Linked DNA regions of Homo sapiens: region 1 is linked to region 2. A link is an interaction called in ENCODE POLR2A ChIA-PET data of the cell type or tissue named here. Cell type or tissue: OCI-LY7. All regions are shown on one strand. Each heading gives the region's core, and the rest is flanking DNA. Links, peaks and the distances in the headings are about the cores only. Region 1 overlaps GCN1 (GCN1 activator of EIF2AK4). Region 2 overlaps BICDL1 (BICD family like cargo adaptor 1).

The links. ChIA-PET counts read pairs that join two places held together with the same protein. Peaks named below come from ENCODE experiments on the same cell type or tissue, not always from the same donor. Only the 100,000 strongest peaks of a DNase experiment are listed, where the experiment ranks them.
Region 1: POLR2A ChIA-PET joins it to region 2 with 39 read pairs; 10 of 35 experiments call an interaction of 5 or more read pairs at or near these places.

The regions. Positions count from the first base shown.
Region 1 is chr12:120,118,071-120,129,382 of GRCh38, forward strand. It overlaps GCN1 (GCN1 activator of EIF2AK4), which reads right to left. Exons shown (of 58, transcript NM_006836.2): 57 at 11,206-11,312; 58 at 9,132-9,904. The coding sequence ends at 9,779. RAB35-AS1 (RAB35 antisense RNA 1) reads left to right here. Exons shown (of 1, transcript NR_182302.1): 1 at 1-933. Among named protein-coding and RNA genes, the nearest start is that of RAB35-AS1, 6.8 kb to the left of the region's middle. RefSeq lists enhancers at 251-1,042, 462-561, 592-661, 1,867-1,926, 5,799-5,938 and 1 more. In OCI-LY7, for the core only: no CTCF peak of the experiment used is centred there; DNase peaks (open chromatin) are centred at 3,149, 3,811, 4,081 and 5,981; H3K4me3 peaks cover 3,329 bases; H3K27ac peaks cover 5,735 bases.
Region 2 is chr12:120,001,658-120,012,969 of GRCh38, forward strand. The region is part of intron 2 of BICDL1 (BICD family like cargo adaptor 1); the gene reads left to right. Among named protein-coding and RNA genes, the nearest start is that of BICDL1, 18 kb to the left of the region's middle. RefSeq lists an enhancer at 10,924-11,003. In OCI-LY7, for the core only: no CTCF peak of the experiment used is centred there; a DNase peak (open chromatin) is centred at 5,824; H3K27ac peaks cover 806 bases.

The DNA.
Region 1 (11,312 bases), core at 1,749-9,748, 120 kb after region 2:
CTCACAGGTAACCCCTGTTAGTTTCACAGGTAACCTTAAAATGCTTAACACATATTTGTTGAATGAATAAGTGCCCCCCAGTGAATTTCCTTTGCCTGTACAAACATATATGTACATACCTTGCTTTTTCTATTTAACAGTACACTTTTATCATTTAACATCTGCGTGGTATGGTACTCCATCCGATAACCATCGGATGTACTATTATTTAACCACTCCGCTATTAATAGACATTCATGCTGTTTATATTTTTTGGTTATAATAAACATTGTTGCAGGCGGGATCATTGAACAACACATGGAGTGTCTGACTCAAGCCTTGAGTTGTTTTTCCGGGAGCTGAGAATCAGTGTGGTGATATCGAAATAACATGAGCTTGGAATCTGAAGGTACTGGCTAGGGAGAAGAGCTGCTCATGTGCTCCCGATAGAAAGTCCCCCTTGGTCGGGAAGGTTAGGGCCATCCTCTGACTCAGCAGTTTTAGGAAATAGAGGGGGAGAAGGAAGGTATGTACCTTCCTTCCACCAGGGAGGCACGCCCAGCCCTAACCAGCCAGCGAGGCAGTAGGTCCTCCTAGCTCATCTTCACAACCTGGGCTGGTGTCGGGAAGACTTTCGTTCCAATGCTAGCTTTGGAATCCTGGCCTCCATCCCTTAAAAGCTTTGTGATCTTAGGTAAGTCACATCACACTATCTCAAAGCCCCCGTTTCCTCACAGAATGGTTGTTTTAGAGTTATGTTTGTAAATTACCTGGCACATGTAGGCATGTGACAGACTGTAACCAATGTTACTCAAGGTCATTTTGCACTGATTCATACTTTGAGCCATTTCCTACTGTAGACTCTAGCACACATTTTCAAGGCAGCTTCCTGATAATAAGGCTGTAGGATATTTTTGGGAAATAAATCCAAATTGGCCATTAAAACCAGATTCCTGACTTTGCCTGCATGTGTCATCTGGAAAGCAATCGGCATAAATTCCTTCATTTCTTTGGTAACTATTTAATGAGTGTTTATGTGCCACGGATTGCAGAGGTTATAAGAAGAGAGCCTTAGGCCGGGCGCTGTGGCTCACACCCATAATCCCAGCACTTTGGGAGGCTGAGGCGGGAGGATCACGAGGTCAGGAGTTCAAGACCAGCCTGGCCAAGATGGTGAAACCCCATCTCTACTAAAAATAAAAAAAATTAGCCGGGCACGATGGCAGGCGCCGGTAATCCCAGCTACTCGGGAGGCTAAGGCAGGAGAATCGCTTGAACCCGGGTGGCAGAGGTTGCCGAGATTGCACCACTGCACTCCAGCCTAGGCGACAGAGCAAGACTCCGTCTTAAAAAAAAAAAAAAAAAAAAAGGAACAGAGCCTTTTCTCACCAGTTCACAGCCTCATCAAGAGTTAAGACATACTCATGAGGAAATTGAAAGTATAAGACAATACAGTAGATAGAAAAGCTGTCAGATATGCAGTCTAGACTTCAGAGGAGGAAAGCTATAGCTTTTAGTTAGAATGATGGGGAGAAGATTTTATCATAAAGATGTCATGATGGCACTGGAATAGGAGAGCTTTGAGTGTCTATTTAGACAGTCCCTGTCACAGTCTATGAGAATCATCATTTGGCTTGGAGGGGAATTCCCTGCAGGCCAGGGTATGTGCCTGGCATCTCAAAATGAATCAGCACATTTTCTTCTGGAAACATTGTTAGACATTTATTTAAACTACAGTTCAGTGATGAGTTATGTTAAGCTTTCTTTCTCCTTCTCACTGTATACATATGTAAACTTGTGTGACCTAAAGGATCAGTGTGTCCAGTAATGGGAAACTTTGTTCCACTGCTCTGAACAGCTAACTTACAGATGAACTTTTGCAACACCACCTGTTTGCACATTAGAAACTATTAATACGATGAGGAGGCATTGAAAGTTTTTGAGCAAAGAGGCAATCTCAAAATATTTTAGTGAAGTAATCTGGCAGGGTGCAGGATGGATTTCAGCTGCAGAGCTTTAAAGGTTATTGCTGAAGCCTGGGTGTAAGGTAACAGCAGGGACAGATGCAAAAGACAATAAGCAAACTTATAAACTAGACAAAGCAGCTTCCAAAAAAAAAAATCACGTAATTTACCTGGTAACTGGATTCATCCTTAATTCAGTAAATATTAAGTGGCCGGGTGCAGTGGCTCACGCCTGTAATCCCAGCACTTTGGGAGGCCGAGGCGGGTGGATCATGAGGTCAGAAGATCAAGACCATCCTGGCTAACATGGTGAAACCCCATCTCTACTAAAAATACAAAAGAATTAGCTGGGTGTGGTGGCACACGCCCGTAGTCCCAGCTACTCGGGAGGCTGAGGCAGGAGAATCACTTGAACCTGGGAGGTGGAGGTTGCAGTGAGCCAAGATCGCATCATTGCACTCCAGCCTGGGTGACAGAGCGAGACTCCATCTCAAAAAAAAAAAAAAAAAAAAATTTGCACAGTTACTAGGTGTTAGGCACTGTAGTGGGCACAGAGGCTAGAACATGAACAAAACAAAGCTCCTGTCCTCACGGAGTTTACAGTTTAGTGGGGAACAAGTCATTCACTCATTCAACAAATACTTGAGGGCCTACTATGCCAGACATTGATCTACGAGCTGAGGATTCAGCAGTAAGTAAAATTTTAAAATCCCAGCTTTCATAGAGCTTATATTCTGATAGAGAATACAGGCACCAAGTATGTCCAAGGAGAAAAGTAAAGCAGGGAGCACGCTGAGGTTTGCAGAAGCAGGCAGTGGAGCCACAGAGGTGGCAGGAAGTTTGGCAGTGGATGACAAGAGAAACAATGCTTGGTGGTGAGAGCAGTGGGGCTCATGAAGTATTTTTCAGGATAGTGGAAGCAGAGGATTAGCAGCCAGGAAATAATAAGGAGTGAATATTTGGAGGGAAGATGAGCTAAGGGCGCTTCAAAGAGCTTTGGGAAGTAAAGTGTCACCAACCAGAAGGCTAAGTGGGTAAAGGAGAGGGGGACCTCAGGCCCTCAAGGGTAGCAGTGTCAGGGATGAAGATCAGTGCAGTGGAGGTTGGAGGGACCTGTGAAATCCATTATTTCAGACAGCAACATGGACTTCAAAGCTGCTGAGTGCTAGGTAGCAAGGGAGGGAACGTGTGCTGTGATCATCCAGGAAGGAAGCAGTGGGTGGTGAATCAGAACTCAGAGAAGGCAGGTAAACTGACCGACAGGGACTTTAAATTAGGAGCAAGATGGGGACCACTCAGCATACTGGTCCAAGAGGGAAGGAAGAGAGGATATGATATGATGCCTGGTGTCTCCCTCTGATGGAAGTGGAAACGGGCCCTTTCTCCCACACCTGCAAGCCTGATGCCACACCAAGAGACTTGGCAGTGGGCCTTGCCCTGCCCTGATGTAGCCCCCAGAAATCAAGTGAATGTAAGTTCCATGATTCCAGGGACCATCTCTTTATCTGTATCCTCTGGAGACCCAGTGCCTGGTAGGTGCTTGATACCTGTTGAATTAAAGTGAAGCCACACACACAGTGTGAGAGTTGGACAGAATGTCAGATACAATTAGTTGAACCCTCTCTTGAGTTCACTTTTTGGGGTGTGGGCCAAACTTGGGGTCTAACTCAGGGTCAGCTTCTTCCCCTGACTCCAAACCGTTTAGCAGGAATTTTCTCACTCAACCTTTATATTATTAAATCAGTGGTTTTGCAAGTGTAGTCTGAGGACCCGCAGGGCTCCCTAAGACCTTTTCAAAGGATCTTCAGAGTCAAAACATGTTCACAATACTAAGATGTGATTTGCCTTTTTCACTTTCATTTGCTTATGACTGTACAGTGTTTGCCAGAGCCTACATGACATGTGATACAACAGACCAAATGCAGAGCTGACATGCGAATCCAGACATTAGAAACCTAAAAAAATGTGGAACAATGCCACTTGAACAGTTTTGCTTTGTTGTTGTTGTTTGTTTTTGAGACTGAGTCTCTCTCTTGCCCAAGCTGGGAGTGCAGTGGTACGATCATGGCTCACTGCAGCCTTGACCTCCTGGACTGAAGTGAACCTCCCACCTCAGCTTCCTGAGTAGCTGGGACTGCAGGTGTACACACCACCACACCACTATGCCTGGCTTTTTTTTTTTCTTTTGAGACAGAGTCTTGCTCTGTCACTCAGGTGGGAGCTGGAGTGCTGTGGCATGATCTCGGCTCACTGCATCCTCCACCTCCTGGGTTCAAGTAATTCTCCTGCCTCAGCCTCCCGAGTAGCTGGGATTACAGGTATATGCCACCATGCCCAGCTAATATTTATGTTGTTTAAGTAGAGACGGGGTTTTGCCATGTTGGTCAGGCTGGTCTCAAACTCCTGACCTCAGGTGATCTACCCACCTCAGCCTCTGAAAGTGCTGGGATTACAGGTGTGAGCCACTGCGTCTGGCTGCTATTTTTTTTTTTTTTAATTTTTAAATTTTTTGTAGAGACAACAGTCTCACTATGTTGCCCAAGCTGGTCTTGAACTCCTGGCCTCAAGCCATCCTCCCACCTCAGCCTCCCAAAGTGTTGGGATTACAGGCATGAGCCACTGTGCCTAGCCTGGTTTTGACTCCTAAGATGCTAAATATCAATAGGTAAGATAGGTATACACAAGAGCTCTTTGGTGTCCTCAAAAAAATTTCAAAATATAAAAGGATCCCGGCTGGGCACAGTGACAAACACCTGTAATCCCAGCACTTCGGAAGGCTGAGGAGGGAGGATGGCTCAAGGCCAGGAGTTCAAGACCAGCCTGGGCAACATAGTGAAACCCTCATCTCTACAAAAAAAATTTAAAAAATTAGCCAGGCTGGGCACGATGGCTCACACGTGTAATCCCAGCACTTTGGGAGGCCAAGGTAGGTGGATTACCTGAGGTCAGGGGTTCAAGACCAGCCTGACCGATATGGTGAAACCCCATCTCTACTAAAAATACAAAAAAAAAAAAAAATTAGCTGGGCATGGTGGCGGGCACCTGTAATCTCAGCTACTCTGGAGGCTGAGGCACAAGAATCACCTGAACCTGGGAGGCAGAGGCTGCGGTGAGCCAAGATCACGCCACTGCACTCCAGCCTGGGCGACAGAGTGAGATTCCATCTCAAAAACAAACAAAATTAGGCAGGTGTGGTGGTGTGTGGCTGTAGTCCTAGCTGCTCAGGAGGCTGAGGCAGGAGGATCACTTGAGCTCAAGAGTTCAAGGCTGCAGTGAGCCATGAGCACACCATTGCACTCCAGCCTGGGCGGCAGAGCAGTACCCTGCATGTAAATAAATAAGGAGTCTTGAGGGCAAAATATTTGCGAAATGCTAGATTGAATCCTGCACCCCAGCTTCCTAGCTCCCTTTTTTGTGGGAACCCAAGTGGTAAGAAAGATCTAATGTAAATACATTCAAAACCCACAGCTTTCTCTTGTGGGACTGCGGGGCACAGCCCTGAGGAATTATCATGCACTAATTGTCCCTGTGACCAGGCCGCCATCTCACTAGAGAAATAGCTCACAGGAGGGAACCTGACAGGGACTGGGGTATCCATTCAGGCACAATCAGGAAGGTCTCACCTAGAAATCCCTCTGAGGCAATCATCCCTCAGACCAGTTTTTCCAGTGTCTTGAGCTGTGTTGACATCAACACTCCCCTTCCCCTGGGGCAGGCAGCAGGGACCCTTCCTAACAGAACCTAGGGGCAACTCAGAGCCACCCTGTGAAATAACTGGGCTCCATCTCTTAAAAAGTGAAACCCAGTCACAGGCCAAGAACGTGGGTTTCACTTTTGTTACATTCACCTTCCAAATTATTTTTGTAGAATGCCCCTGGGGCTTGGTGAGCGGAGAATCAAGAAATATGGGTTTTTTCCCAGTTCTGCCAATGTGACCTCAGAGATGCTCCTTGCCACCTGTACCTCAACTTTACTCTTCATAAAATAAAGACCACGTCCTGCCGGCCTCTCTCTCTCACGACGGTGGGAAGCACCGATCTAAGTGGTGGTAATGTGCCTTCCTGCCCATGCACAGTGGAGACCATCTGTGTGCTGATGTATGTACACTCAGCATTTTGGAGAATCAAACATAGTCATCATCATCATTTCTCAAAATCAATCTCATTCCCCATCATCCTTGTTTCACTGTCACCATCCATGTATCCAGAACCTCCTATGTGTGCCTGGCTCTGTGCAAAGTGCATTATGTCATTCAACACAGATGACAACACGGTGAGACTGCGCTGTCAAGGTGAGGGGATGCACTCAGAGAGGTTAAGGAACATGGTCTAGATCACACAGCTTAGTATTAAGCAGTGAAATTAAGGTTCTAACCTGTCCTGGAAGTCCCTGTGGCTCCACTATCCTGCACTAGAACTTTAAAGCGGTATCTACATTTCCTTCACAATATTTTAGAACTTAGACCTTTTAAGTTAGATTGGTTCCTCTTTTTCCTTATTGAAGCAATCTGAGACACATCCACAGAGCCATACATTGAGGAAAAACATTCCTAACTGCCAATTGTGTTTCAAAATCTGTCAAATAATGTCTCCAATCCCTGCACCCAAAACTGTCAAATCTGCAGCCTCCCTGCCACTCTCCCAAGTCCTCCCGCATCACAGTGTTGGACAAAGAGAATGTACCTGAAGGTCTGGTTCCTTGAAGGGTTGCGTGAACCATGTTTTAACAATACCCCCCCACCTTTTTTTTTTTTTTTTTTTTTTTTTTTGAGACGGAGTCTCGCTCTGTCGCCAGGCTGGAGTGCAGTAGCACAATCTTGGCTCACTGCAACCTCCGCCTCCTGCCCCAGCCTCCTGAGTAGCTGGGACTACAGGCACCCATCACCAAGCCCGGCTAATTTTTGTATTTTTAGTAGAGACAGGGTTTCACCATGTTGGCCAGGCTGGTCTTGCTCCTGACCTGAGGTGATCCGCCCGCCTCGGCCTAATACCCCCACCTTTTAAAAATAATCTTGCTGCCCATGATTCCTGAGGCTCCCAGAGTTAGGTGAAGGTTTGGGAATGCTCAGTTTAGAACTTTTTCAGTTTTCTCTGGATAAGGGAATATGACTTTGTCATTGACTTTCAGACACAAGAAGAGAAAGAGGGACAGTCTCCCCTGGAGGATCACTGCGAGTCTTTGAGAATAATCCGCTTTCTCTGAAGACTTTCCCAGCCAGTGTCCTGTTAAGTGGAGTGAGGTCCTCCTCCCCACAGCCTGCAGAGCAGCTGGGTAGGGTCTGGAGGGGGTGGCATCCCTGGGCAAGGCGGCTGGAGCTGTTCACTTAGTGTGCTATACACGTACTAATTTCCTGTATATACCTGGATGGAAAAGTTCTGGAGGCTCTAAAGAATGAAAAATGCTGATGGCTAACTAGCCGGCATAGGAGAAGTTAAGAGAAAGGCTAAAAACAGAGGTCTGGGGACAGGCTGCCATTTACTAGCCATATGACCCTGGGCGAGTGGCCTCTCTGTGCCTCAGTTTCCTCCTCTAGAAAATAGTATTGAGAACCCGCTTCATAGAACTGTTAAGAGGACTAAATGAAATGATAGCAAATGTCATCTGTTGTAAGTACCATTAACCTAGAGAGTACCACCACCTACAGAATAACTTTGAGAATAAATTTTTAGAGCTTCTCTTCCAAATTCTTCATTGTACATAAGAGGAAACCGGCCCAGGGAGGTCAGATGACTTGCCCAAGGTGAAACAGCTCTACCAGCCTCCAGGACAAACAGCTTTTGCTTCTCTGCTGCTAACCTCAATGTCCCCAGGGTGCTTGGTCTGGGCTGCTGTTCTCAGGACTGCTAGGACTTTGGGGTGACAAGGTCCTTTCTGTGGGCTCCCCTGGCATGTCCATGACAGCCCTTCATGGCTCACTTCCTGGGAGCTCACACCCTCCTTCCAGACTCAGAGAATGCAACTCAATATGCTCTGGGAGCCTTCGAGTCATCCCCGTCTGTCAGTCAAGCTCCATCCATTCCGAACAGAGAGCTCATCCTCCTCCAGTTTCTGGAACTGGTATCTGGTGTTTTTCCTTTGGATTTTGCTTAATGAGTGTCTGATACCTCTAAGTACGTCAGGTTCCCCTCCCAGTTGCAGAAGGGGGGCTAAAAGCCACAGGTGGATATCAGCATCTGATCCAAGACCCTGGAGGAAACAGTGAAGATGGTCTCACAGCTTAACAGGTTTCCCAGCTCATGCCCCTCAACAGAAACTTTTCCCGTATCTCCCCATAGCTGACTGGTGGTGGAGAACACATTTGCAGACAGCCTGATGGACACATGCCCTTGGCAGTTGGGAGGATGCTGATGACCATCCGAATTCCAGAGGCAGAGAACAGTTACCATGGCTACCAAAAGTTGTAGCCATTGGCTGTTCTGGCTACAAGGACTCAGCTGACCTCTCAAGGTCCCTTCCAGCCCTGGGATTCTACAGTTACCTCAAGCCAGCTGACACCATGTCTGCTGCAAGAAAATAGGGCTCATGAGAAGTGCCTCAGAGGTCACCTTGCCTTATTCATTGGAAGTGTTGAGTCACAGGCCTACTTTCCACCTTGGCTGCATTATTAATAACCAAAGTCTTGCTTTTTTTGGCATAGCATTTTTATACCTTTTATAAAGTGAGTTTGCCACTACCACTTTTTCTCTTCCTTTTACAGCTCAGGCCAGTAATTTTGACAGAGGTTTGTCCTGTATTGTGGCCAGGGAGCAGCCCAGAAAAACTTGCGTCACTAGGCCCAGTGGGGTGTGCTCCATCAGACAGAATGTGTGTGTCACGAGCCTTCTAAGAATCAGGAGGAAGGAAGTCATTCATAAAGGAGGCAGATGCTGAAATGCAACTTTGGCTTCCTCTTCCAAGTCCTTCAACTATAGGAATGTGGCCCTTTCTTATTCACAGAGGGGCTGGATTTCTCTTTACAACCTGAGTACCAGAAGCTCCCTACCTTTCCAAGTCAGAACAGAACAGGAAAGTGGCTAATTCGACCTTTGCATTCTCCACACTGGGGGAGATCACAGGCCAGGCTGCACACCTCTCAAAACCCAACCTCAGGACAGACGTCTACAGGGAATGCTAAGACTTTCGAAAGCAGGAGAGAGATATGTCCAGAAATCAGAGAACTGTGAATACTTACAAAAACAGGTACAAACCTTTCCTTATTCCTGATGCAGGAAGCTTCATGTTTAATGGGTGGAGATTTTTAAAAATCTGTTTATATCAAGATTAAATCAAAGCCTTTATTAAACATTCCTCTTTCAAACAGCCTTTCAAACCTATACCCCTCCCCAGACTTGGGAACTGCCAGAGCTGTGAATCATTTTCATCTGACAGGGGTCAGATCCATTCAGACCTCACAATATTGAAAAGCCAAGCCAGACACACCACACTGGGCAGAGATCCACCGTCTGTGCCCCACTCGGGATATAGGAAAAAGGTTGGTAGCGCCAGCTCTCAAACCAGAGCTCAAGCACAGGAGAAGAGGAACCCACAGTCTGACCCTGCTATTATAGTTCCAGACCTAGCCATGCTAAACTGGACAAACAGCTCCTGGGCTGCCATTTGCTGAGGCGCATGCGTGTGCTTTTCCTTCTCTTCTCCACAGGAAAAGGTGAGAGATGGAGGAGGCAATTTTCAGTTGTGTGTGGGTTTGATTTAAGGCTTTGGCTGTGGTCTATTGATATTAAAATACTTTCTGGGAACGCCATCTTCCAAGCTCCCCATTGGAACAAATGTATTTTCAAAAATGAAAACATTGAGCAAAGATGTGGAGCGGCAATGCTGCTGCTGGCCCAGGCCTCTCATGTCAGGATGGTGTCGTCCACCTGCTCCGTGGAGTCGGCCTGGCTGGCCAGCTTCTTCAGGGACCTTCGGTTAACCTCGTTCAGCACCTCCAAACTGGCCACATCCAGGATCTTGGAGAGGGACTGTGGGGAAGGATGAGCAGGAGGAAACATAGTCAGAACATACGGCTGCCACGTTCTCCAATTGGAGAAAGACAAAAATGAATGTTAACCCCAGAACTAGAGACACTGAGGTGGACTCTGGCAAAATAAGGGAATCAGATGGATCCAGGGAAAGCCAATGAAAACACTCATCATGCTTTTCTATTTTTCCCTTTTTCTTAGAAACAGAGTCTCCCTATGTTGCCCGGCTGATCTTGAATTCCTGGGCTCCAGTGATCCTCCCACCTTGGCTTCCCAAAGTATTGGGATTACAGGCATGAGCCATCGCACCTGGCCCCATCATGCTTTTCATGAGACGAGGCAGTGGGAGTTGCAGCTTTTGGGCTTTTTTTTTTTTTGGAGATGGAGTTTCGTTCTTGTCGCCCATGCTGGAGTGCAATGGCACGATCTCAGCTCAACACAACCTCCGCCTCCCAGGTTCAAGCGATTCTCCTGCCTCAGCTTCCCGAGTAGCTGAGATTACAGACATAGCGCCACCACACCTGGCTAATTTTGTATTTTTAGTAGAGACGGGGTTTCTCCATGTTGGTCAGGCTGGTCTCGAACTCCTGACCTCCGGTGATCCGCCCACCTTGGCCTCCCAAAAGTGCTGAGATTACAGGCGTGAGCCACCGCGGCTGGCCAGCTTTTGGGCTTTCAAGGCTGCTGGGGGCTGGGGACTGAGTGAACACAACTCTGGGTTTCCTCTGGGCAGCTCTCCTGGGATCTGCTATGTCTGTTTGGGTGTCATGTGAGATTTTATTTGAAGAAAGGGCCCTGCTCGGAAAGAAGTCTGAAAACCATGGGAATGTATGTTTTCAGGTACTGGGCCAGTCACCCAAATCTTTTTTTTTTTTTTTTTTTTTTGAGACGGAGTCTCACTCTGTCGCCCAGGCTGGAGTGCAGTGGCATGATCTCAGCTCACTGCAACCTCCGTCTCCTGGGTTCACGCCATTCTCCTGCCTCAGCCTCCTGAGTAGCTGGGACAAAGCCGCCCACCACGCCTGGCTAATTTTTTTGTATTTTTAGTAGAGACGGGGTTTCACCGTGTTAGCCTTCATCTCCTGACTTGGTGATCTGCCCGCCTCAGCCTCCCAAAGTGCTGGGATTACAGGCGCGAGCCACCGCGCCCGGCCCCAGTCACCCAAATCTTAATCTGCTCCTGAAAGCTAGCACATCCGTGGTGGCAGAGAAGAGCCTGTGGTTTAAATATTTCCATGCTGAAGAAGAGCTGAAAGACAAATGCTCACAGCACATCCTGGTGAGGCCCCCCAGGCTCCCACCTGAAACACCTCTTCACCCTGCCGCATCTTGAGGAGGTTGACAATTGCCTGGTCGCTGTAGGCCCTGACCACGGTGTTCTTATCCTTGGTGTTGTCAAGAAGAGCCT
Region 2 (11,312 bases), core at 1,445-9,444:
CTCATTGGCTTCCTTGGCCTCCAGGGCTGCTCTTCTCTTTATTAATAACAGCTTTATTGAGATATAATTCACATACCATAACATTTACCCTTTAAAAGGGTACAATTTGGGGCTTAGCACAGTGGCTCATGTCTGTAATCCCAGCACTTTAGGAGGTTGAGGCAGGAGGATCACTTGAGGCCAAGAGCTTGAGACTAGCCTGAACTATACAGTAAGACCCTGTCTTTACAAAAAAAATGTTTTTAAATTCTCCATGTGTAGTGGTGCATGCCTGTAGTACTGGCTGATTGCTTGAGCCCAGGACTTTGAAGCTGCAATGAGCTATGATCACACCACTGCACTGCAGCCTGAGTGACAGAGTGAGACTTTGTCTCTTAAAAAAAAATTTTTTTAAGTGTATAATTGGGTAGTTTTTAGTTATTTACAGAGGTGTGCCACTATCACCATTATCTAATTAGAGAACATGTCACCCTCCGCAAAAGAAACCCTGTACCCATAGCAGTCACTCATTTCTCCTAACCTTATAAGGACGCCAACCATATTGGATTAGACCCACCCTAATGACCTCATTTTAATTTGATTACCTATGTAAAGACCCTGTCTCTAAATAAGGTCACATTCTGAGGTACTGGGTTTTGAACTTCAATATATGGATAGGGGAAGGGGAACATAATTCAACCCATAAGAAACGTGTTGGGGTTTTCTTACCAACAGATACAACTCTTGGATGTTAATCAGTGCTGTCTGTGGGAGGTGTTCACAGTAGTGTCACTTTTCTGGGGGGTTGCATATACTTAATAACATATTTACATACCAAAGATACATAAGCCTTTGGCCATATGACTAAGAGCTGCCATGGTTCATGGGAAGATACTTAGAACCCTTAATTTTATTCTTTGAAAAAGTCCCAATCCACCTCTCTCATTACCCTCCTCTAAAGACTAACCTGCATTCTATTCCTTGAGTAAAATATGAAAGCCTTTATTATTTTTTTAGATCTTCTTTAATTCAACATTCAGCAAATATTTATTGATCAAGGCACTGGGAATACAGTGGAGAACACAAGTCCTCTGTTTTATGAAGCTAGTAGGAGAAGATGTATAAATAAATGAACAATCCACAAGATACAGATTGCAGTAGGTACTATGAAGGGTGATTTGATGGAGACTGACTAGAAAGCAGGGAGCTTTTTCTACCTTAGAAAGACTCGGTAGGGGGCCGGGTCATGGTGGCTCACGCCTGTAATCCCAGCACTTTGAGAGGCTAAGGCGGGCAGATCACCTGAGGTCAGGCATTTGAGACCAGCCTGGCCAACATGGTGAAACCCCATCTCTACTAAAAATACATAAATTAGCTGGGCATGGTATCGTGAGCCTGTAATCTCCAGCTACCGGGGAGTCTGATGCAGGAGAATCGCTGGAACCTGGGAGGCAAAGGCTGCAGTGAGCCGAAATTGTGCCACTGCACTCCAGCCTGGGCAACAGAGCAAGACCCCATCTTTAAAAAAAAAAAAAAAAAACAGTCGGTAGGGAAGGCTTCTGTGGGGAGACAACATCTGAGATGAGACCCCAAGGGTGAGGAGCCAGCTGTGGAAGAGCTAAGGGAACAGCATTCTTTGATGAATACTGTTAGACTGTAAACTCTATGAGAGCAGGGACTCTATCTGTCTTGTTTATTGTTGTAAACAGGTATCTAGCAGAGTGGGCATTCAATAAAAGATGGTTGGGTTTTGTTGTTGTTGTTAAATGATTATCTAAAATACCCAATAAGGAGATTATTAGAACTATAACTGTCAAGAATACACTACCCCTCCATGTACTCTTTAGAAGTGCACTCCTGACTTTCACACTCACTCTTACACTGCGTGTATGCTGTTTGAAAACCAGTTGTCAAAGGTGCCATGGATATCAGTGCTTTGACAGGCAACCTATAGCTAATGGTGACTCACTTGCCTAGACACCTAATATTATTATCATAGATACTCCTGGAATTGCATAAAAAGCCAGTCTTCAATGAATTGAGAAGAGTGACTACATATGAGAATGGACAGAGCTTTTGTGCATTGATTTAAAGTCTGCAGGTCCTTTTGCATTGCACTGTGCTTCTCCATGGTCTGCAGGTTGGTCAGTTACAGAGCGATTGGTTCTGTAGTTCTCTGACTCTACTGATGGGTATGGAAATGAGCCTTTTAGCTTTTACAAAAAATTCTCGTCTCATGGGACGATTGGCCATTATTTGGGTTTAGGTATCATTATGGCTTTCCTGTCCTTCTTGGGAGCGTACACTAGACAAAAGAACTCCCTGTCTGCAACTCTGTGTCATCTCATCTGTTCTCATGCTCCACATGGTCTGTAGTATGGAGAAGGAGGCAGCCAGAGGTTCTCATTTGGAAAGCTGAATGGTGATTGCTTCTGAGCAGAGCCTCACGTAGGATATATAATTGCTCACTGTGCAGCCCTGATGGCTTCTTCAAGAGTAAAACTCGAGAATTCACCTTAAAATAATTATTTTTTCTTTGATTTATTTAGGTATTGTGCTATATTCTTTTTGCATTTGTTTTCCCAGAGCCCCCTCCATTTATCCCTTTCCCCTCATCACAGTGCTACAAGTGTCTCTAACAAACCTCTCCCCAGTTTCTCACATCCAGAATTGGGGTCATGTGCCTTGTCACTATGACTTTGGGTATTACTCCCTAATACCCAAAGAGAGAAGCTGTTTTGGGAGCATTGTATAAAAAGGGCTGCTTCAAAGGCTGAATGAAGCCAAGATGGGTTTCTACTATAGAATCACTGAGATAGGGAGGGTGATAAAGAGCATTCAACAGGAAGTTATGCCTAGGTCCAAGGCCAGGAGAATCCAAAGCCTGTACTTTAAACTAGAAGGGATTAGGCCAAGAGATACCTGGAGGAATGGTCTAAATATTGGTGAAGGAGAGACTGAAATAAAGAAACAAAGATCCATTATAGTTCAGGTGAAGCCAGGAAGTTTGAAATCTATGTTTATGAAAGATTGGCTCCCAATGGGGTGTTATTTTTATGAACTTTGATTTATCTGGCTAGGATAGGGTCGGCTTCTTAAGGAACTTAGCTTTACTGAATATTCCTTAGTAGATATTCAGAAATTCTAGTTTTGCCTCTATCCTAAGTTTAAGTTTTATAGATTTGTTTGTTTGTTTGTTTCTGAGACGGAGTGTCGCTCTTGTTGCCCAGGCTGGAGTGCAATGGCACGATCTCAGCTCACTGCAGCCTCAGCCTCCCAGGTTCAAGGGATTCTCCTGTCTCAGCCTCCTGAGTAGCTGGGATTACAGGCGCCCGCCACTATACCCGGCTAATTTTTGGTATTTTTAGTAGAAGCGGGATTTCACCATGTTGGCCAGTCTAGTCTCAAACTCCTTGACCTCAGGTGATCTGCCCACCTCGGCCTCGAAAAGTGCTGGGATTACAGGCATGAGCCACCGTACCTGGCCTATAGATTTTTAAATTTTAAAAATGTTTATTGTGTTTCCTGATGGCAAAAAGAATTCATGTTCACTGTGAAATAATATTGAGACAATAGAGAAATGTTCAGTACAAATGTTCAGTGAAAATCTCCCATGGTCCTCTTCCAAAGAAAATACTAGCCATGGTTTGGTGTTAATTTTTTTTGTATTTCTTCATATGTGATACACACATGCACACATGTTGTACATAACTTTTCTACTTATTTTGCTTTGTTTTTGTTTGTTTTTGAGAGAGTCTTGCTCTGTCTCCCAGAGTGCGGTGGCTGGAGTGTAGTGGCACAATCTCGGCACACTGCAACCTCCACCTCCTGGGTTTAAATGATTCTTGTGTCTCAGCCTCCCAAGTAGCTGGAATTACAGGCGAGTGCCACCATGCCTACCCAATTTCTGTATTTTTAGTAGAGATGCGGTTTTGCCATGTTGGCAGGCTGGTCTCAAACTCCTGGCTTCAGGTGATCCACCTCGGCCTCCCAAAGTACTGGGATTACAGGTGTGAGCCACCACGCCCAGCCGTTTTTGCTTTCATTTTAAACAAAATGGTTTTCTTAAAATTCTTTCACTTACTATATCTTGGAATTTTTTTTAAAGTATTTTAAATGGTTGTATATAGTATTCCATATAGCACATATGGAGGTACCACGGCTAATGTAACAGCTATGCCATTGAAGGGCATATGTGTTGGTTATAGTGATTTAGTGTTACAAATACTGCTGCAGTGAACATCCTTGTTCATACATTTTTGCACTCTTCACATTTTTCTAGGTTAGATGCCTACAAACAGGATAGCTAGGTCAAATGGTATGTACATTTAAATTTTTAATAGATACTATCATATTGCTCCAAGAATGTTTTAATAGTCTATACTCTCCTCATATCTACCTTCATCAAGAGTGCAAAACCTATCATTCTGTATGCATACATAGTACAACTATAAAGAAAACTGAGGTAATTATCATCACAAAAGTCAAGATAATGGTTACCTGGGGAATGTGTGTGATTGGTGGGGAGGATCCCCGTCATCATGGAATGGTGCCTGGAGAGGAGGCTTCTGGAAAGCTGGCAGTGTTCTGTTTCTTGACCTTGGTGGGAATTATGTGGGTGTTTGCTTTATAATTATTTGTTAAGCAAGACGTATTTGTTTTATGTATTTATCTTTATATATGTTGTATTTCACAATTTGAAAAATTCATTCATTCATTCATTCATTCAAATACTTATAATGTGCACCTACTATGTATGAAGTCACTGTTCTGAGTAACAGTGATGCTACAGTGAACAAGGTGCATTCCCTGTCTGAAAATAATGCAGGAAGTTGACAGTAAAGAAGGAAATACATAAACAGACAAATCAGCTAGTGATAGTACTATGAATACAATAAAACCAGGTAAGGAGGAGAAAGTGGTAGCTGTAGAGACAACTCAATTTTTGATAGGATTCTCAGGAAGGAACCTTTGGGGAGGTGAAGTTTGAGCAGGATAAAAAGGAGCAAAAGAGTATTCCTGGCAAAGAAAACAACATGTAAAAGCCTAAGAACAGTGGAAAGAAGGCTGCTATGACTGGGGTGTGGTTAGCTTGGAAAGGGTTAGGAGATGAGATCAGAGAGGTAATCAGCAGCCAGATCTCATAGGGCCTTGCTAGCTACCAGGGGTTTTAGTCAGTGTGCTGGGAAGCCAGTGATATGTTTTTGGCAGGGGAGCATCATGACCTGATTGATAACAACTTTTAAAAGATTAGTTACTCTAGGAGGATGGATTATCGGGCTGAGGGTGGAGGGATAGAGATGGATGAAGAAGCGACTCCCCAGGTAGAGTTGATGGTAGCTTTGATTATGGAAGTGTTGAAACGGGTTAGGTTGGATATATGTTTTGAAGGTAGAACTGACAAGACTTACTAATGGAATAAATGGTTGTGGGAAGGAAGGTTAAAGAAAAAAAATAATCAAAAATGACTCCTAGGTTTTTGTCTTGAGCTACTGGAGGAATAGTGGCATCATTAACTTGAGAGACCAAAGGCTAGAGGAAGGAAAGAGGGATAGGTTGGAATATAAAGTCAAATAATTCATCTTAGACTGTGTGGATAATTAAGGTTGAGATGCCCTTTACATATCCATGTTAGTTTCACATAAGTAGAACAAATGAGAATTCTGTTGTATTGAGGTGAAATACTGAGTTAAATTTCCGCAGCCATCTGAGCTCTCTCAGGACCTGAGACTCTGTTCTAGTACCTTTCATGAGGTTGTCACCAAGAATTTCCTCATTCACAGTGACGGAAGCTGAATTCAGACAAGAGTGTCCCCCACCCCCCACGTACACACTCTCAGCTCCTAGAAGAACCACCTTCTGAGTTCATGCCTGTGAGGTGAGATGTGTAGGAGGAAGTTAATGCAAACAGATGCTTTGTCTGTTTCCTGCCTGTTTGGAGCTGTTTTCCTCAGTCAGCCTCTAATGCCTTATCCACACACAAAGAATACAGTTTGCATACTAGCTGAAACTAATCTTCTCTGAAAAGACTAATTTTCCTCTGAAAGGTAAACAGATCCTTGTTCTTTAAACAGCTCATTTTGGATTAGCAACTCTGCGTCTGGTACACTTCTTGAAGCACATTTCTCCCAGTTTCCTTTCTTGGAGTTAAAGACATTAATACAGTGTCCATAAGTGTCACCACCACTCTGCCTCTGTTGAGTGATGCAGAACCATTTTTGTTTCTAGAACACTTTACAGTGAGCAACAGCTGGTTATCAGAAGTAGTTTTAATTGCTGAATGGGCTTTTGTTCCTTTTGAGGTGGGGGCTGTATTATTTGTTTTTTTCTTAAAAGTCTGCTTCGTTTACAGAGGCTGGCAATTTTTAGTCATCCTATTCTAGAAAGAAGTTATGAAAACAAGATAATTTCTCAACCAAATAACAGCTATTTAAATTTCCAAAGGACGTTCTCATATGTGACCTCTTCTGATCCCATTCCTGCCTGTGATGGAAGTCATGATAATTACTCTTTCTTTTTTTTTTTTTTTTTTTTTTTTTTGAGACAGGATCTCACTCTATTGCCCAAGCTGGAGTGCAGCAGCGCCATCATGGCTCACTATAGCCTTGACCTCCTGGGATCAGGTGATCCTCCCACCTCAGCCTCCCAGGTGGCTGGGACTACAGCTGTAAGCCACCATTCTTGGCTAATTTTTTATACTTTTTATAGAGATGAGTTTCACCGTGCTGCCCGGGCTGGTCTTGAACTCCTGGGTTCAAGTGATCCACCTGCCTTGGCCTCCCAAAATGCTGGGATTACAGGCGTGAGCCACTGTGCCCAGCCAATAGTTACTCTTTATTTGGCAGATAAGGAAACTGAGGGTCAGAAGTTTGGTGACACTTGCTCAAGGCCTTGCAAAGGTTACATGTTAACCACTGGCTTGAGGATTGGCTTTTTGTAAATCTTCCAGGATGGGTAGTCAATTGGAAATAAAAACCACTTCATATGTATTTCTATCTCATTGATTTGGTTGATTTTTTGGTTGATATTTGCTGGGTGGTATTGTTTTGGATGCCTTTTACATCACTAGGTAAAATGAATCCAAATGTTTGGAATTCATTCTTAGCAATGTTTGTTATATTAAGGATGTACTAGAAGGATTAAAAGTGGTATATTGAGAGGACCACTTCAGCTAAAACAGAAAAGGGCCTTTTACATAGGAGCTCTCTTCTGTGAAGACAGATTTTCCAGCATTTCCAGATTGTGCTATTGCTAATTAGTAGGTTAAACACATTAGGGTGGTAATTGCTTATTCTTCCGGCATAGAGGTGTTTTTTTTTTTTTTTTGGTAGATTCTTGTATTGATTAGTTGAGCCTGTTCTTTTCTTTTTGAGATGGAGTCTTCCTCTGTCACCAGGCTGGAGTGCAGTGGCGCAATCTCGGCTCACTGCAAACTCCACCTCCTGGGTTCAAGTGATTCTCGTGCCTCAGCGTCCCGAGTAGCTGGGATTACAGGCACACGCCACCACACCCAGCTAATTTTTGTATTTTTAGTAGAAATGGGGTTTCACCATGTTGGCCAGGATGGTCTCGATCTTCTGACTTCATGATCCGCCCGCCTCGGCCTCCCAAAGTGCTGGGATTACAGGCATGAGCCACTGCGCCTGGCTGAGCCTGTTCTTAATTATTTACCGAGAGAGCCATGCCTGATTCAAGAGTCTTCAGGTTGGTTGTGTGGGCTACAAGTATCTAGTTCTGGTTTTCTTTTTCCAAAGAGGAACGCCTAAAGTTCTAGTATATTGGGCCTAAATTTTGGAGGTTTGAAGGCCCAAGATTCAGATTAATTACTGTAGGGGTAGATCTTTTTCATGCTTCTAGATTTGGCTTAATGTGGCAGTTAGTCTTTCTTTTTACCTTGAAATCTGGATTCACTCAATCCTTGTAGACAGCTTGGTATATTGTGTAGGAGAGATAAAAATAGAGTTTAAATGAGCTGCCCTTGCCTGATGTGAGGTGGGGCCCCCAAATTTTGTACTTGGTAAATGGTAGGAAGATTGCAGATGGTAGGAAGGTTGGAGTTGACAGGCAGACAAAAAGTTGGCAGCATACTATATACTCTTTTGTTACTTATGCTGGTTAGCCCATAGTTGTGGTTCCTAAGTATTGTTGCTTTGAAAAACAAAATATCTGTATCCAGTGAATGAACCATCAACAGAAAAGCAAGTAATGTTTTGACACAGATAGCATCATCTCCATTTCTCTACATTGGCATCTGGGCCAATAGTCCAGTGCTATTATAAGTGTTTTAGAGCTAAAAGAGAACTTCTGGTCTATCTGGACCAGTGGTTTGTGAAATGTTTGCTCTTCAGGGATTCTGCAAACTTGAATGTGTTTTTAAAATTTGTAACACTCCAAAGAACCATTACCAAAATAGTCATCATGAACCCTCTTGAGATGTCATGTAGAACACACGCAAGACCACCAGTGCCTCAGCCTGTGCTGCCAGCTTTGCCTGAATGTGTGGAGACGCCAGCCTGCAGCCTCCATGCCACTTCTATTAACTAAAGAGTATTATGCAGTTGTAAGGTGGACTGAGTAAAACTGGTTGCGCTTGTAACTGCTTCACTGGGTGAATAAAACAATTTGTTTTCAATATTTAAAATCAACTAAATTCACAAATACATGCATACTGAGTAAGATTGCCACCATCATCCTTATCCTCCAATTTCAAATTATTTTGGAAAGGTCTAATTTTTCTTAATTGAGTTTATAAATTTTATACATCTACATTATAAAATACTTAATAAAAGATTACTTTGTTCTGTTTATCTGTTCTGTTTATTGAGGCTTCACATAAGATTTCATATGGAAAAGGGCTGTGGGTGCCAACAAAAAAATCCCATATAATTTGGAAAACCATTGGTTTCAATCAGCGGTTCTCAAACTATTCTGAGGAGCCATAGGTCTCTAAGAGGTGCCTCAGGGAATAGCTGCAAGGAAGAGCTGAATGGATTGTTAATCTGGTGGATTCCTGTCCCCTTCCCCATTTTCACTTCAACCTGAGCATTTTAATGTTTTATGTATTGAAGTTCTGTTTAATATTTTATTTGAGGGAAAAAGTGTTTTTTTTTATCTGAGTTTAAAGAAAAATGATGTGCAGTCACTAATCTATGACTAGTTAAGGAAGCAGAGCCCCGGGGAAGTTAAGTGATTTGCTCAAGTCTGCAGTCCCAGTCCTCTGCTGCTTCCTGTGGGGCTCTTACTGGCTTAACAAGTAAAACAAGCCATCTCTTTGATAATAAATGATATTTACTGATTAAGAAAAAAAGGGGTGGTATTCATTATTTGTAGAAGAGTAACCCTAGTTACAGTTTTATTCGTTAATACTGAAGTTGTTGTGACGGATCAGTCACCAACTTTTAGTAGCCTAACAGGAATTAAAAGCTGGTATTCCTGAGTGGTCAGTGGCTCTTAGTTCAGGCAGTGATTCAGTTCTCCTCCAGCCATCTTCCATCTTGTGACTCGGCTGTTTTCAACAGGTGACTTCTAAGGTCGTAGCAGAAGGAAAAGAACCTGGAAGATTTCTGTGGGCTATGCCTGGAAATGGTGCCTGTTGCTTCCGCTCATTTGCTGGTCAGAGCTCAGTCACATGGCCATACTCAGTTACAAGAAAACCTGGGAAATGTAGACCAGCTTTTTGCCCAGGGAGGAGAAGAAATGGGTTGGTGAACAACTAGCCAGTGTCAGCCATAATGGAGTCAGTAGAAAGAGTCCTGGGCTTCAGTTTTCTAAAGAGATTAGAGTGGCTGATTGCTAAGATCTTCCAATTCTAACTAGGTAGGATTCCAAGGCAGATATAGTTGTAACAGTATCACCTTTTTTGGTACACATTCACCATTCTATCCCAGATAGAGAAGCTGTTTGGTCTTTTTGTACTCAGGTAATATCTTTGATAATCACAGAGTTGGGTAAATTCCTTTGAAGTTATAACTTGATCCAGAATCCCCAAAATAAAAAAAAGTTGGTATCTTTTTCAGGGATTGCCTTAGGGTGAGATAGACCCTTTCATGGTTATATTAGGTAGAATAACATTAACTGTTATAATACATAAACCCTAAGCTCTCAATGGCTTTACATAATAGAGGTTTTTTTCTCATTCCCATAAAGTCCAACAGCATTTCTGTTTAAACATGAGGAAGAATAGCATTGTGCTTTAATGGAATGAATTGACCTGGAAAACAGAAGACCTAGGTTCTAGCCCATGTTCTGTCACTAATTTTCTGACTTTGAATAAATCCTCACTCTGGGTTTCAATTTCTGTCAGTAAAACACGGAGATTGAACGAGATGATTCCTTCGCTCTCTAAATGTCCACATGTACGTATGCGATCTCTGTTGGAAAGAAAATTAGTAGAGAGATAGTCTCACATGATGTGGTATATCATGTCTGGTAACTTTGTAATGCTGCCGCCTTTGCATGCAGAACATATTCATCCTTCTCTGGGACCGAGGGCGGCTTCTCCTCTCACCCAAATTTACTCCTTTGTGTAATGAGAAATAGAGAGAGGTTGAGATGATTGGTGCCACAACAAAATTTATTTTCCATTCCAGTCATGACACATAAGGTACTTTCCCTGCACACGACTGACGGTGTGGGGAATGAGGAGGTGTTTATGTGATTTTCCTGTTTAAAATTATGCATCATAGTACTAAGGTTTTATGAGGTTGACATTCTGTAATTCTCCACGAATAAGTCAGATTTTCCGCATTGCCCTGGTATGATTAGTTGCATTCAATGCTGCATGTTTGTCATTTGCAGAACTGTAAGAATTCCCCCTATACACACCTCTCGTCATCAGTTGCTAGGTTACGGCTTTTCACATTGTCCCAGTCTGGTGATGTTGCCATGGATACCAGTTATACCTCCTCCTATGACACTGTCCTGGTCAGGCTCAGAGGGCGGGCAAGATGTAACTATGATGTCAGAGATGTTTTAGCATATGTCTTTCCCTTTACATTAATGATAAGATCTAAGTAATAGATATCAATTCTATGTGTTCTCATATATGAATTAAGGACATGAGGTATTAGCTGAATCCCTCAAACAGTCCACCACTTAGAACCTTTATTCCATTATGTATTTTTTTTCTTTTTTAAAGGAAAGGGAAGGGAAAGGAAGGGGAAAGCCTTTATTCCATTATAATTCTGCAGAAATGGAACTAACAGATTATAAAATATGAATATAAGATCTGCTATACTGTGTCCAGCTCATTCCCTACACAGACCAGCACCCCACCTCCCATAGGGTGGGCTATACATGGAATATCATTATCCTTTACATTGCCTTCAGTGGTA